Linked DNA regions of Homo sapiens: region 1 is linked to region 2. A link is a contact called in ENCODE Hi-C or POLR2A ChIA-PET data. All regions are on one chromosome and are shown on one strand. The core of a region is the stretch at or near the end of the contact, and the rest is flanking DNA. Distances in the headings are between cores, read along the strand shown. Region 1 overlaps PIP4K2A (phosphatidylinositol-5-phosphate 4-kinase type 2 alpha). Region 2 overlaps PIP4K2A (phosphatidylinositol-5-phosphate 4-kinase type 2 alpha).

Region 1 (6,750 bases), core at 1,591-4,090, 110 kb after region 2:
CACTTCCATACTACTTTTTATGCACCAGGCTTTGTTCTAAAAACTTTATAACTAACTCATTTAATCGTTAAGTACTATTATTACCTCCCAGTTTCCAAATGCAGACCAAGAGGTTGAATAACTGTCCCAAGGTCACACAGGTAATGAACACGGAGCTGGACCGGGAGGGCTCTTAGCTGTGTAAGGTGGCTGAGGCTCGTGAGACCCCGGCTAAAGCTGTAGCTGTAAATCTACAGTCTCCCTGGTTCAGGGCTGACCTCCAGCAGCTGGTGTGTGTAGGAATCCTTGGAGTTAACACCCGCTGGTGTTACGAGTTTGTGCTCAGCATTCTCTGGGTCAACTGGGAGAATCCACCAGGATTCTCATTCAGGTCTCTTTGTGTCAACATCTGCCTACAACAGCGCATCGTGCTAGAGAACAGAGGTTCCTAGCCCAGGCATTCACAGACCCAGTTAAATGTTCCTCCACTGAAATGCAGCAGTGTGCCCTTTTCCCAGTGCTTCCCCCCAGAAATTCAGTTAATAGGTATAATTTTCTCTACTGCAAAATTTTAACCCATTAATGCTTTCTAAACCTTTGATATCACCTGCAGCTTGGCAGTACTCGAATCTAATAGATAAACTTTGGTATGACTTGTGGGTTTGTACATGTTTATATCCTCAGGAGTTTTAGGTATTCATCAAGGAGCCCCATAAGTGAGCCATACGTTTGAGAACAACTGTGTGTAGACTTGCTGATAAAGTAGACAGACTTTTTTTTTCTTTTTTGTTTTTTTTTTGAGATGGCGTCTTGCTCTGTCACCTAGGCTGGAGTACAGTGGCACGATCTCGGCTCACTGAAACCTCCGCCTCCTGGGTTCAAGTAGTTCTTCTGCCTCAGCCTCCCGAGTAGCTGGGATTACGGGTGTGCACCACCACACCCAGCTAATTGTTGTATTTTTAGTAGAGATGGGGTATCACCATCTTGGCCAGGCTGATCTTGGACTCCTGACCTCGTGATCCACCTGCCTTGGCCTCCAAAAGTGCTGGGATTACAGGCGTGAGCCACCGCGCCTGGCAAAGTAGACAGATTTGATCTGTCTCTTTTCAGTGTAATAATTTAGCTAATGTTTAAGGTAGGGGAGGTATAGAATGTAATCTGTATGGGTGTTTTTTCCTAAGGGGGGACAACTAGTCAATGATTTGCTGTATAATATTCAAAAGATTTCTTGACCATATTTGTAGCATGAATAATGGTTCTTTGTCGCTGTGAGACATAGCTTTCTGTGGCTCTGCACAGCAACTTGAATCAGAGAGGAATGGCGGGATTCTGTAAAGGTAGTTCGTGATGGGAGCTCAGTGAGGGGTTGAGCAGCAAAACCAAAATCGGTGTGTCCCCTGGGGCAGGGACTGTGTCTTGTGGGCCTCAAAAATAACTGCCTCGGAGCAGACCCCACTCAGTACATGTCTGTATGTCAGTTGGGAGCACAAAACAGGTGTAACATTAAAATTTCTTAACAGAGTTTTGAATGAAAATAATCATTATCATCTTCAGTATAGTATAGTACACAGCACCGTGTGAAGTATTTTGACATACTCTTACCTGTAACCCTCAAAACAACCTTCAAGGTAGGAATTAGGCTCTTTTTCTGGAAAATGAAGCTAAACTGTGGAGTGATTTGGTAACTTGCCCAAGATCTCACAGCTCGTAAATGGAGGCGCCAGGACACACACACACACCTTTCTGGCTCGCAAACCTACGTTCTCTCTACTGCACGTGGAGACTAGACTTCCTCAGTCTCCATGTTTGAAGGCCCATCCAACCACCTTTCTACAGAGGCCAAGAACCCCTTTTCATTTCTCTAGATCAGATGTGAGAAATTTTCTTTTCACCCAGTGGCTATTTACTGCCTGTTTTGCATTAGCAAAACTCAATTTATTATATTTTGAAAGGAAATAGAAAATGTTTCACTCATCTAATTTCAAATAACAAGGTGAAACTCTACTCAGGAATTACATGAGATTAAAATTTATAGCTCAGTTATTGTCAATAAGAAAAAAGAAAGGGAAGAGGCATCTTTAAAACTTGCCAAAACTCTAGATGGCAAAAATCAGAATCAAGTACCAATGCTGTTTATCTTTAATGATCAAAACCAAAGACTTTTTCATTCTTAAGGTGGTTAAATATTATCAGAATTGATTATTAACAGTATTTACAACTAAGAAGTTTGAAAGGACATTTTAATTACTTTTGTATTTTTTATAAAATGCTCATTGTAAAAAAAAAAAAAAACAGAAAATGAAAAATTCAAGCAGTATAGTAGAAAAGGATCAGAATTCCCTCCAATTGCATCATTAGCATCTCTGAATATGCCCAACATGTATGGTGTTTACAGTAATGGAATCTCACCATTTATGCTGTTTATTATCCTGGAGATTGCACACGTGTCAGTGGACATAGAGCTTTTTTGAAATATTACTTCCCCATGATTTTAAAGGAAGGAAAACCTAAGCTTCCTTTGGGAAGTGCAGAGGGACCCGTTTTATGAAAATCTGCTCTCAGGGAGAAGTGGCTCCATCTTGTGGCCCTCTGGAGTTTGGTCATGAAAAACAGCCAAGGTCGTGTTGTGTTTTTTTTGCAACTCTCCTCGGAAATGGTGTCAACCCTGGGCTTGTCCAGTTAACTTGGTGGAAACCAGCAGGGACAAGGCAGTCCCCATCTGCCGGCAGAGCAGGAGCGAGGGTGCTATGGTCACAGGGGTTGCCCCCTTCTCCCCTGCTCTCTTGAGAAGCTTAGCTCTGCCCTCCCAGCTTCTAACACTGGGCTCCCCACAATTTCCTCTTTCATCTCGACTTCAACACTGTTAGAGAAGCTATTTTAGCAGCCAGGTTGCTCTGCCTCAGCCTTGTAGTCAGGGCTTTGGGGGTAGAAGACAGAGGCGCTAGGTGGAGTGTAATATCCCTTAAAAGGAATTTGAGAAAGATAGTCACATGTCCTCTTGCCTTACACGATCATATCCAAGGTTTGACCATACAAATTCCATTTGGAATGTTGGAAAAAAATCTGTTTGGAGATAAAATTGAATTTTCTTTTCTGTGTAGAGATGGTGAACACAGATGTGATTGGTAAGCAGTACAAATGTGGTCATTTTCTGTAAATAAGACCCTAATGGCTGGAGGTTTTCACTTTGTATGAACACCATAGGCGTATGTATTTTACATCTAAGGAAGCAATCTTTTGATTGGATGTTTTTTTCCTTTTTCTTTCTCTCCTATGCAGTACATAGTGGAATGTCATGGGATCACCCTTCTTCCCCAGTTCTTGGGCATGTACCGGCTTAATGTTGATGGAGTTGAAATATATGTGATAGTTACAAGAAATGTATTCAGCCACCGTTTGTCTGTGTATAGGAAATACGACTTAAAGGTGAGACTGATTTTATGAATTTTTGTAAAGTAACTCAAGCTTACTCTTCTACATTGTAAATGTTGTCATTGATCATCAGAAATGCTTAGGAGCCGCTCAGCACTTAAAGCTACCAGACAAGTAGCAGTGTATTCCTTCCTGTGAGGCAATAAGTGCTTGCTGGCCTCACCAAAAAACACTGGCACATGTTAGAGATATCACATCTACTTAAATATTCAGCCAACTGCATACCAGGCACTGTTCTAGATGCTGGAAGTGATGGGATGAACAAACCAAACCTGCACTCGGGGAGCTGACATTCTGGTGGGTAAAGACAGGCAGTAAGTAAAAGTGATAAGTTAGTCATAGAGCATACCCAGAAGTGGTAAGTGCTATAGACAGAATTAAAGAGGGGGAGGGTTTTAAATAGTCCTGTCAGGGAAGGTTCCCCTGAGAAAGATGACATTGGAGCAGACTTGAAGGAGATGAGGAAATGAGCTGAGGAAGAATATTGCTGGCAGAGGGAACTGTAAGTACAGAGACCATTTCAAAGGCTTGGAGATAAAGGGGGGCCCCTGGAAATTCTGAGAGTGGAGTGACATAATCTGGCTTCTGGTATCACCAATTCAGGGGAGAATGTTCAAGTTAGGGGTTGGAAAACTATGACTTTCCTGAATTCCAAATCCTACTTGAGGGACTTTTTTTTCTTTTCTTTTCTTTTTTTTTTGAGAAAGAGTCTTCCTCTGTTGCTCAGTCTGGAGCGCAGTGGCTCAATCTTGGCTCATGGCAACCTCTGCCCCACTGGCTCAAGCAGTCCTCCCACGTAGCTGGGACCACAGGCACGCACCACCATGCTCAGCTAATTTTTTGTATTTTTTGGTGGAGACAGGATTTCACCATGTTGCCCAGGCTGATCTTGAACTCCTGAGCTCAAGCAATCCACCCACCTTGGCCTTCCAAAGTGCTGGGATTATAGGCATGAACCACCGCGGCTGGCTGGGCCAATTTTATAAATACATTTTTATTGGAATACCACGATGCCCCTTGTTTCTGTATTGTCTGTTACTGCTTTTGCACTGTAATGGCAGAGTTTGGTAGTTACCGCAGAGACCATTTGGGACCACAAAGCCTAAAACGTTTACCCACTGACTGTTTGCAGAAAAGTTTGCCAAACTCTGGTCTCTGACATTTGGTTCTCAAGTTTTTTGGTCTCAACGCTTTCACGCTCTTACAAGAGGACACTCGAAAGCTTTTGCAGATGTGAGTTGTGTCTGTGGATATTTACAGTATTAAAAATTAATATAAGAAATATTAGAATATGTAGTTTCTTTAAAAATGAGAAAAACATTACATGTTAACATTTTTATGAAAAATAACTATTTTCCAAAAGCAAAAACATGAATGAGACAAGTAGCATTGTTTTACATTTTTGCAAATCTCCGTAATGTCTTGACTTAATGTGAGATAGTTGGAATGTCCTGTCTGATTCCGCTGTCAGTCTGTGTGGTGTTATGCCGCTGAAGTATGTGAAGAAAATCTGAACTCACACAATAATGAAGTTTGGAAAGTTGTTAAAGCATGTTTTAACAACTTTTTTGGATAATTGTAGATATTCTTCTTTGATACTACACCAAAGCTTGACAAGAGGTAATTTCTCAAAGCTTAGTTACATTATGAAATCTGAAATCATATCAATGAACTTTTTGTACTCTTCATCGAAATCCATTGATTGGTTTGCATGCATTGTTTGAATGTGTGATTTTGCCAAGGCATGCACTTGCCATTTGGAACACATTGGTTCACTGAGTTATTTGACTCTTCCAAATATTGACACATTTCATTATACAGTATCAAAAAGTCATAACAGTGTTACCACCAATGTCATCAGAAAAGTCTTTTACATATTGGGAAGCGGTCAGGCCCAGGATGGTGGATATAAGTTTTTTAAAAATCAGTTTTTTACTTGGAATCTCAAATTTTATCACTGGCCACAAGCCCTGTCAGTTGTTTTCTGTGAAATGACCACATGTAGCAAGCACCCCAGCATACAGGGGAGCCTAGCAGCTTCATTCATTTTGTAGCAAACATCAGTCACATGCCCAGATCTAAATAAACATAGACTGTCAGTTGTTCTTTCAAGTAAAAGTGTTGTTTCATGAAAAAGATGGCCAGTTCAACTCATAACTCAAACCGTCACGAAAACAGTTCTTAAGAAATCATTCCTTCTTTATAAACAGAAGTGCTTTATGTATATTTCCTGCACAGAATATTGAAAAGACGTGTACTCCTGGGTCTAGATTTGATACATTTAATGTTATGCTTTCATGTGTTTACTAGATGCCTACTTGTATGACACACCATCTTAGCCAGAAGTTCAGCAACTCGTACACAGCTCACAAGTCACAAAAACCAGGATGTGTGGCTTCAGAGGTTTCTGAAATGACGCTGGGTTTCTTAGATGGTGCTGGTTTTTTTCATTGTTTTTTTTTTTTAAATCACAAACACTACTAATACCCACTGTTGCCACTGTTTGACTTATGCTAAACTGCTAGCAGTTCTTCCCACCATTGTTTTTGCATTATTTATACAAATATCAAGACGCTGAAAAAGGCAAATAATTTCTCAGTATTATTATAAAAATAGTTTTGGCTTTGTATAGTTTTGGTCTTGGGACCCCAGGGTTCTGAACCATGCTTAGAGAAATGCTAGTCTAAGTGAAGGAAATGGTCTGGGCTTGTCTCCTAACCTCTGAAGTCCCCACACACTGGATCCACTTCCCAAATACACCCTTGTCCTGTCCTGTCTTAAAGTCTTCGCCCAAGCAAGCCATTTTGTGCCCCTGGAATTGCCCCTGGGGAAATCCCAGCCATCCTCCAGGGCCCTTGCCAGCACCAGCTCTTTTCGTGAAGCCTTGGCGGTACTGCTCAGAGCACACAGGACTCTGTCTGACTTCCCCAGGGAAGAAAGCCAGAGTGACCTCTAAAGTCACATGTTGTTCTTTTATGACTTGTTAACCTTGTGTAAGTTGCTGAACCTCTATGACCCTCCGTCTCTTCATCTGTTAAAATAGGGATAATTTTACCTACATTTGCAGGGATGTTTTGAGAATTAAATAAGATACATATGTATTGTGTCCAGCGTGAGGCATGGCATATGGGAGTTAATGAATCTTGGTTGCCTCATTCATTCTCCTGATGTGTAAGTGCCTCAAGGGCAAGTATGTTCTTCTACTTAACTTTTTTTTTTTTAATCCCCCTGCAATGCCTAAGATAGCGCCTCGGACAAGTAGGCATCTGGTAAACATATCTTGGAGTAAATTATACTTAGAGATTGGATATTCTAGTTTTAATTTGCCTTGCTTTTTTC
Region 2 (7,016 bases), core at 4,101-6,600:
CATTTTGTATCAGGGACTTGATCGTTGCGGATTTTGGTGTCCTGAGGGATTCCTGCAACCGGTTGTCCACTGATCTCAAAGGATGATGGTAGTTAATTTGTGTGTGTGTTTGCATGTGTATGCGTGTGTGTGTGTGTGTGTCTGCTTTCGTAACGAGTAACTAAAACCTATTTATTTAACAAAAATCCCCAATACAGTTTTATGAACTCTAGGCCTCATGTTAATACATGAGGTCTACATTAGACCTCTAAACTTGTTCATCCTCTGTATCTGCTATTTTGTATCTTTTGACCTCCATCTCTTCATTTGGGCCTCCCTCCACCTCGGCTCTGATAACCATTGTTTGATTAAATGCATACCTGACCTTTTTAAAAAGAGTCCACATATAAAATCATGCAACATTTTTCTCTCTGTGCCTGGCGTATTTCACTTAACATAATGTCCTCCAGGTCACTTCGTGTTGTGGCAAATGGCAGGGTCTCAGGAAGGGTTTCTCTTTCATCTGAGGTCGACATTTCCTTCATCCTTTTTTTTTTTTTTTAATCTGACTTATTCTTGCCTACTTGAATTGCAGATTAGTATAGTGTCACATAGCATGCCGCATCATGAGCATATCAGAATATCACATTTAATGTATAAGAACTTAATCCAGTAAAACAAATAAGGTCTCATTTGCTATTTACGAGTGAGCATGTATGTGCTAAGTAACTGTGGAGCAGGAGACAGAATGTGCGCGTTCTTCAGCTGCGGAATACCTCTCATAACAGACGGCCCTAAATGCGCTTCTGGCGTCTCCAGACATGAAAAATTCAAATGGTCTAATTTAGCTGCGTCAGCGTGAGAAATTTAAAATGTTGAAATGTTACCTACTTTGTACCATACTCTACTTTATTCCTAGATTAAAGAAAAAAATAGAGGCTGGGCACGGTGGCTCACACCTATAATCCCATTCCTTTGGGAGACAAAGGTGGGAGGATTGCTAGAAGTCAGGAGTTTGAGACCAGCCTGGGCAACAAAGCAAGACCTCGTTTCTACTAAAAAAAAATTTTTTTAACTAATTAGTTGGTGTATGCCTGTGGTCTCAGTACTCAGGAGGCTGAGGTGGAACTTAAGCCCAGGAGTTCAAGGCTGCATTGAGCTTTGATTGCAACACTGCACTCCAGCTTGGGCAACAGAGTAAAACCCCATCTCTTAATTAAAAAATAAAAATCCAATAAGAAGAAAATAGAGCTTGCTTTCTTCAATTATTGAGTGACTTCTCAACCTAGTATAACTAACAGGAAGAAAAGTCTTTTTGATGCCTACTGATGTCAGTTTTCAGAACCCTGAAAGGAATCCAGGGGTTTAAAGTCCCCTCTCTCAAATGGTTTGTGGGGTTTAGTTAAGACGTAATTTGTGGAATCTATTGGGAGATTACATTTCCTTCAGGAGAGAAGAACAACTATCTAGGAGTTCAAGTTGTCCAAGGATTTGGCCAACTGCCTTTGGGAATAATGAGTTTCCTGTTCCTGAAATTATCCGAAATGTGCCGGTTCAGCATGTTTCCAAGTTGTTTTCCACAGTGATAGACAGGATGGATAAACACTCAAAAGCACAGCAGACTCCCATGGGCACTGTCGGAAGTTTGCAGCAATCTTGACACGCCCAGTATTACTCGATCCCTGCCTCACTTAAGGCGAATATTGGAATGAGAGGGAGAGGATGGCGTGGCATTGAATCTACTCACATTCATATATAAAAAGTAAATTAGAGAACTGTAATTGTTATTAAATTACAAACAACAAAATAGGTAACTGAGTATTGCAGTCACCAGTGTGAATGACTGGAGGTGTTGTCTGCTGACCTCATGGCCTGCCATTGCTGTGAGGGGCATGGCACCAGACGAGTGATAGGACTAGGTAGCTTTTCTCTTTCTCCCTCCCTGCCCCGCCGCCACCCCCACTTCTTCTCTTCTGTTGTCTCTTTTTTTCTGAGACAGTATCTGTCACCCAGGCTGGAATGCAGTGGTGGGATCATAGCTTACCACAGCCTCAATCTCCTGGGCTCAAGGGATCCTCCTGCATCAGCCTTAGCCCCCCTGGGTAGCTGAGACTAAAGGCACATGCCACCATGCCCAGCGAATTTTTAAAGTTTTTGTTTGTTTGTTTGTTTTTTATAGAAAATGGGTGTCACTTTGTTGATCAGGCCTGTCTTGAACTCCTGGCATCAAGTGATCCTCCTGCCTCAGCCTCCCAAAGAGCTGGGATCACAGGTGCAAGCCACTGTGCCCAACCCTTTTCACTTTCTTAACCCTGAGATTTTGATTCTGTCATGACCAAAATTTCACAAGGAAAATTGTCTTAATGATTCGCCTCTCTTCTGAAATTTTTTAGTATTATGATTCATTAATAGTATGACTTGATGCTAAATGTCCAAAACATTGTTTAATAAAATCAGTTGAAGAGTATACACTGGGACTCTTAAACTCCTTTTAAAAATTATCTGGATATAATCTCTTATGCTGTGTAATTATAAGTTGTACTTCTTATCTCATAACTTTAAATACTCAATTCAAGCAGAACCATTTTCAGAATCAAAGTCCTATTGAAAATGTAAACATTAGACTTCTTGAAAAAATATATACATGGCAGATCTACTGTGGTTGAAATTAAATGACAAGAGTGTCACCAGTAATGCGGTTTCTGTTATTGCACGGGTTCCACAGGTGTAAAAATAACCCTTACTAGCACCCTGTTTTACTAGCTGGACACTTGCCGAAATGGTCAGGAACACAAAAGTGAAGCAGCTGTGTATCGGACAGCTGTGGACAAGATGTCCATAAGCAGTGCTATAAGGACCCACCAAAGCACAACTTCAGATGACTTGGCAGGGCGGTGACATGCTGGGAAGCAACAGTCATGGGCTGTGCATTTTCACAGAAGTGTTCAAGGAACTCCAGGGTAATTTACAAATGGCCACTTTGCCATATGCCTGAGACACTGGAAAGATTTTTAGTGGGTGGCATCCTATAGACCAGGGATTGTTTTGATGCCAGGGAGCTCGAGCTGATACTGGACATTGGAAGGTGTGTCAGGTTTTCTGATAGACAAATTATGTTTCACTAATAGAATGTTTTGTTTGAGGTAGGGAATATTTTTAAGAGGACAAGGAAAGCCAATAGGTATATTTTTAAAAATTATGAACATATATGTATAAGAAACAGTATAATGAAACAAGCGCATTACAAAGAATAATGATAAAACACATTGTGTGTTAGCTTTTGGCAGAAGGAATATAAGCTTAAAAGTTTTTTAAACAACTTTCTTTGGCAAAAGAAGTAGAGGCAGTGGCAATCAAAGAAAAAATAAGGGATTCAGACAAAGCGTACCTAGTATTAACTGTTAGTACCACAGATACTAATGCTGGTTTTTAATTAAAACGACCCAATCAGTAATGTCTTTGAGATTGCCTAAATTTACATTTTGCTCTCAAGTATTTTTAAGTCATAAAACAGCAAGCCAGTGGGGAAAATAAACTGAAAGATGGTTTGCCACAGGCCTGAAACTGTGAGTGGGGAAGTTGGCATACTAAATTGTAATACAGACAGATGTGAGGTAATGCATTTAAGGGGGGGAAAAAGACTACATTCTACACACAAAGTAATGGGCTCCAGGCTTCTTGTGAGTATTTCAGATAGGAATCATTCAGTTTCTAATGGGTATTTGGCCGATGTGGTGCTTATTGTAGCCAGGAACGTTCCGGGCAAGGAAGCGCTGGGCGATTCCAGGAGAGATATAAAGAAAATATTTCAAGATCTGACACACTTTGAATTGTGTGTGTGTGTGTGTGTGTGTGTGTGTGTGTGTGTGTGAACTGCTTGGTAGGAAAGCTACAAGAGAGACTGGGAAAGGCTAAGGGAGGGGCGACTGAAAGAGGTACCAAACCATGAGAAGAAATTACAGTCAGGAGGGACGCTGCAGTCTGGAAAGATGAAGCTGTGATTAAAAACCATGATAAACACGTGCTCAACAGACTTCTTTATCAAACCCTGCAGAAGGGAACAGAAGAAAGCAGTTGCTGCTTGAGGGGGAAAGTTAATGGAAGAAGAAAATAACTTGTTTTCGACAGTTGACAAAGCAGTTTCACCTTTGTCATCTCACCTGACCTGTACCCAGCACTGAGGAGAAGGCTGGGGACAAGTCATTATTCACATTTGACAGATGAGCAAACAGATCAGAGTAAGTGACTCGGCTAAGTCCACACTGTCAGCTCTGCGGTCAGGATCAAACCTGGCTCTGACTCAGGTCCCCTTGCACTTGGCCCACCTCTGAGTTGCGAAAACTTGGGGTCTGTACCACAGCATGGAAGACTTAGGATCACTGTGAAAAACTGTGACTTAAGATCACAGTGAAAAACGGCAAATGCAAATACTGTTAAAGCCTTGACTCGGTGGTATGAGCAGAACTCATAAGAGTTGAGTCAGAGAGCAGTCCAGGTGTCTTCAGCTCAGATAGCTGCCCTTGCTAGAGAGGCTGCTGGTTGAACAGTAATTTATCAGCTTGATCCAACATAAAGTTTCTTCATTTTTATTTATACTGTACTGTCGTGTCAGCTGTTTTTGTTGTTGTTGTTGTTGTTGTTGTTTTTCTTTTTCTTTTCTTTTTGGCTTCAGAAATGGCCTCAGCTACGCAAAAATAAAGAAGGATCTGAAAGATCAGTCTTGTTGTAAAGAAGACAGCAGGTGACATGGTAGATGACCGCACATTGTTCATTCCCAAGGTCATGGGTAGTGCCAGGATTTTCAGACGCAAATGATGCATATGTAAAGATGACTGGACCATCTGTGTCTCTTCAGATCCTGTTGCAATTACCAAGTGTTCCCAGCAAGGGTTAATGTGGTGTGTGAACCTGACTAACCTCAGGTTCTAGTTCTCCCTCCCTGAGTAGAGAGTCTAGGAGCCAAGTTCAGACTGGCTCAGTCTGGAGGAATTCACAAGTGAGGCAGGTTTAATGGAAGAACAGATACTCTGAGGTTTTGGAGGGCCTGTGATGTGCTTGTCAGCGGGTTCCTGCTTCTGCCACCCCCACCACGGAGCACCAACCATGTGGTTTGTTCTTTGTGTACTTTGTTAGCTAAACTCTCAAGTGTCAAGTTGATGGCACTTTTTTTTTAGGTTCATGGACACTGTTACTGTCCAATAATTTGTAAGTCAGCAATGCTTTGTTTTATCAGTAAAATAAAACACTATATTAGGAATAGCATGATCAGAACAGGGTGGTTTCCTAATTTTTAGATTGCTGGCCTTTTCTAGAAAATAAAGGCAAGGTGTGCATACTTGAGGTTTGAGGGCTACCATTGCCTCCTGGCAGAGGAAATGAGTAGGCCTGATAGTTGCTAGGTTAAAAAGAAACAGTAGTTGAAATACTGAGAAAAGTTTAATGAAAAGTAACTTTGGCTCTTAAGTAGAACAGTTTGAGGACAGTGAAAAATTCAGTAGCTAAGGGTTGTGTGCTCTCTACACAGGGATGGTGTGTGGATTTGTGGATAAGGTATGCAACAGAGTACTCCTCTTTGAGCATTTTTATATCTTGAATTAACTATAGCACAGGAGTTGGCAGACTATGGCTTGTGGGCCAGATCTGGCCCGCTGCTTGTTTTTGTGTGGCCACGAACTAAGGATAGTTTTTACGTATGTACAAAAAAAAAAATGGTTTTCTAAAAAAGTATTTCATAATGTGAAAATTCTATGAAATTCAAATTTCAGTGTCTGTAGATAAGTTTGATTGGAACAGAGCCACACTCATTTGTTTGCCAGTTTGTAGCTGCTCAAACAGCAGAGGTGAGTCATTGTGACAGAGACTGTGTGGCCCGCAGAGCCTAGAATTATTTACTGTCTAACCCTTGCAGGGAAAGTTAGTCAGTTTCTGCTACAGTAAAATATTGCTGGTAGCTGAAATTAGGAGTTTTCACCTCTTTTCCTGCGTTTTATTTTTTAATTTTAATTTAATTTTATTTATTTTATTTTTTTTTAGAAATAGGGTCTTGCTCTGTCACACAGGCTAGAGTACAGTGGCGCCATCATGGCTCAATGCAGCCTCTACCCCCCAGGCTCAAGGCATCCTCCTACCTCAGCCTCTTGAGTATGTGGGACCACAGGTGCATGCCACCACACCTGGCTAATTTTTAAAATTTTTTGAAGAGACAAGGTCTCACTGTGTTGCCAAGGCTGGTCTCAAACTCTGAAACTTAAACAGTCCTCCTGCCTGGGCCTCTCAAGGTGATGGGATTACAGGCATGAGCCACTGTGTCTGGCTGAGAAGCCAGGTCTTGAGAAGCCAGGTGGCTCAGAAGGCCTAGCTGACAGTGTAGGGGAGACAGAGGTCCCCTCCAACCTCCCTTTAGCTCTTAGTGGGCTCTTCAGCTGGATCTAGAAGTCAGGTTGACATCAGGCAGATTAATAGGAGAAAGGAATACAAATTTTCTTAGTGTTACTTGCACCTGGGAATCTTTAAAAGAGTGAAATCCAAAGGAATTGGCCAAAGCAAGACACTTTTATGCTGAGAACGATACATTTGAGAAGAAATGACAAGAAAAAATCTGGGGCAGTACATTTCTAGGGGAGTCACTGGGAGGATACATGGGGAGTATAAAACAGGTAGAAGATAAGGGCTACTTCCAGAAATTTCCTTATTCAGGTTAGTTGCATCTTCCAAACCCTAGTCTCTGGGATAAGGGCTATTTTCTCGCCTGAATAGGTGAGGGGCCCCTCCCAAAGGAATCTTTGTGGCTTGCTACATGCAGGAAGACCCAGGTCACCTGGCTTGTTGGGGTCAAGTTGGAATCTACAACTTTTTCAGTGTTTTCAGCTCACACTAATCAATATAAAAATCCGGCATATTTTGGGATGGCATGTCCTTCACTCTTTGAACAACATCACCAAGACCTCAATACATGTGTAGGGTCACCTTGGATCACCAGCCCTCGCTGAGCTGTCGCAGGAACACAATGTTGAGCCTCCTTGAGTTCTTGACCCATG

The links. Hi-C counts contacts between places; a loop is a spot of excess contacts on that map. ChIA-PET counts read pairs that join two places held with the same protein, here RNA polymerase II (POLR2A). Pooled maps may share reads with other maps.
Region 1: a map of natural killer cell shows a loop between it and region 2 (7-fold over the local background). The contact joins two enhancer-like sites. A Hi-C loop is called at or near these places in 1 of 168 maps with a recorded cell type or tissue (natural killer cell) and 10 of 50 pooled maps. POLR2A ChIA-PET finds 5 or more read pairs at or near these places in 5 of 52 experiments (T-cell, activated B cell, activated CD4-positive, alpha-beta T cell and 2 more).

What each region holds. Positions count from the first base shown.
Region 1 is chr10:22,569,966-22,576,715 of GRCh38, reverse strand. PIP4K2A (phosphatidylinositol-5-phosphate 4-kinase type 2 alpha) reads left to right here. Exons shown (of 10, transcript NM_005028.5): 5 at 3,259-3,405. Among named protein-coding and RNA genes, the nearest start is that of LINC03027, 140 kb to the right of the region's middle. Within about 2 kb of position 2,840, at least 3 of the 41 ENCODE cell types and tissues checked have a DNase peak (open chromatin) inside an H3K27ac peak, as active enhancers do; they include natural killer cell, where a contact is called at or near this core.
Region 2 is chr10:22,680,670-22,687,685 of GRCh38, reverse strand. All of the region lies in intron 1 of PIP4K2A (phosphatidylinositol-5-phosphate 4-kinase type 2 alpha), which reads left to right. Among named protein-coding and RNA genes, the nearest start is that of PIP4K2A, 30 kb to the left of the region's middle. RefSeq lists enhancers at 3,633-3,702, 4,243-4,462, 5,203-5,322. Within about 2 kb of position 5,350, at least 19 of the 41 ENCODE cell types and tissues checked have a DNase peak (open chromatin) inside an H3K27ac peak, as active enhancers do; they include natural killer cell, where a contact is called at or near this core.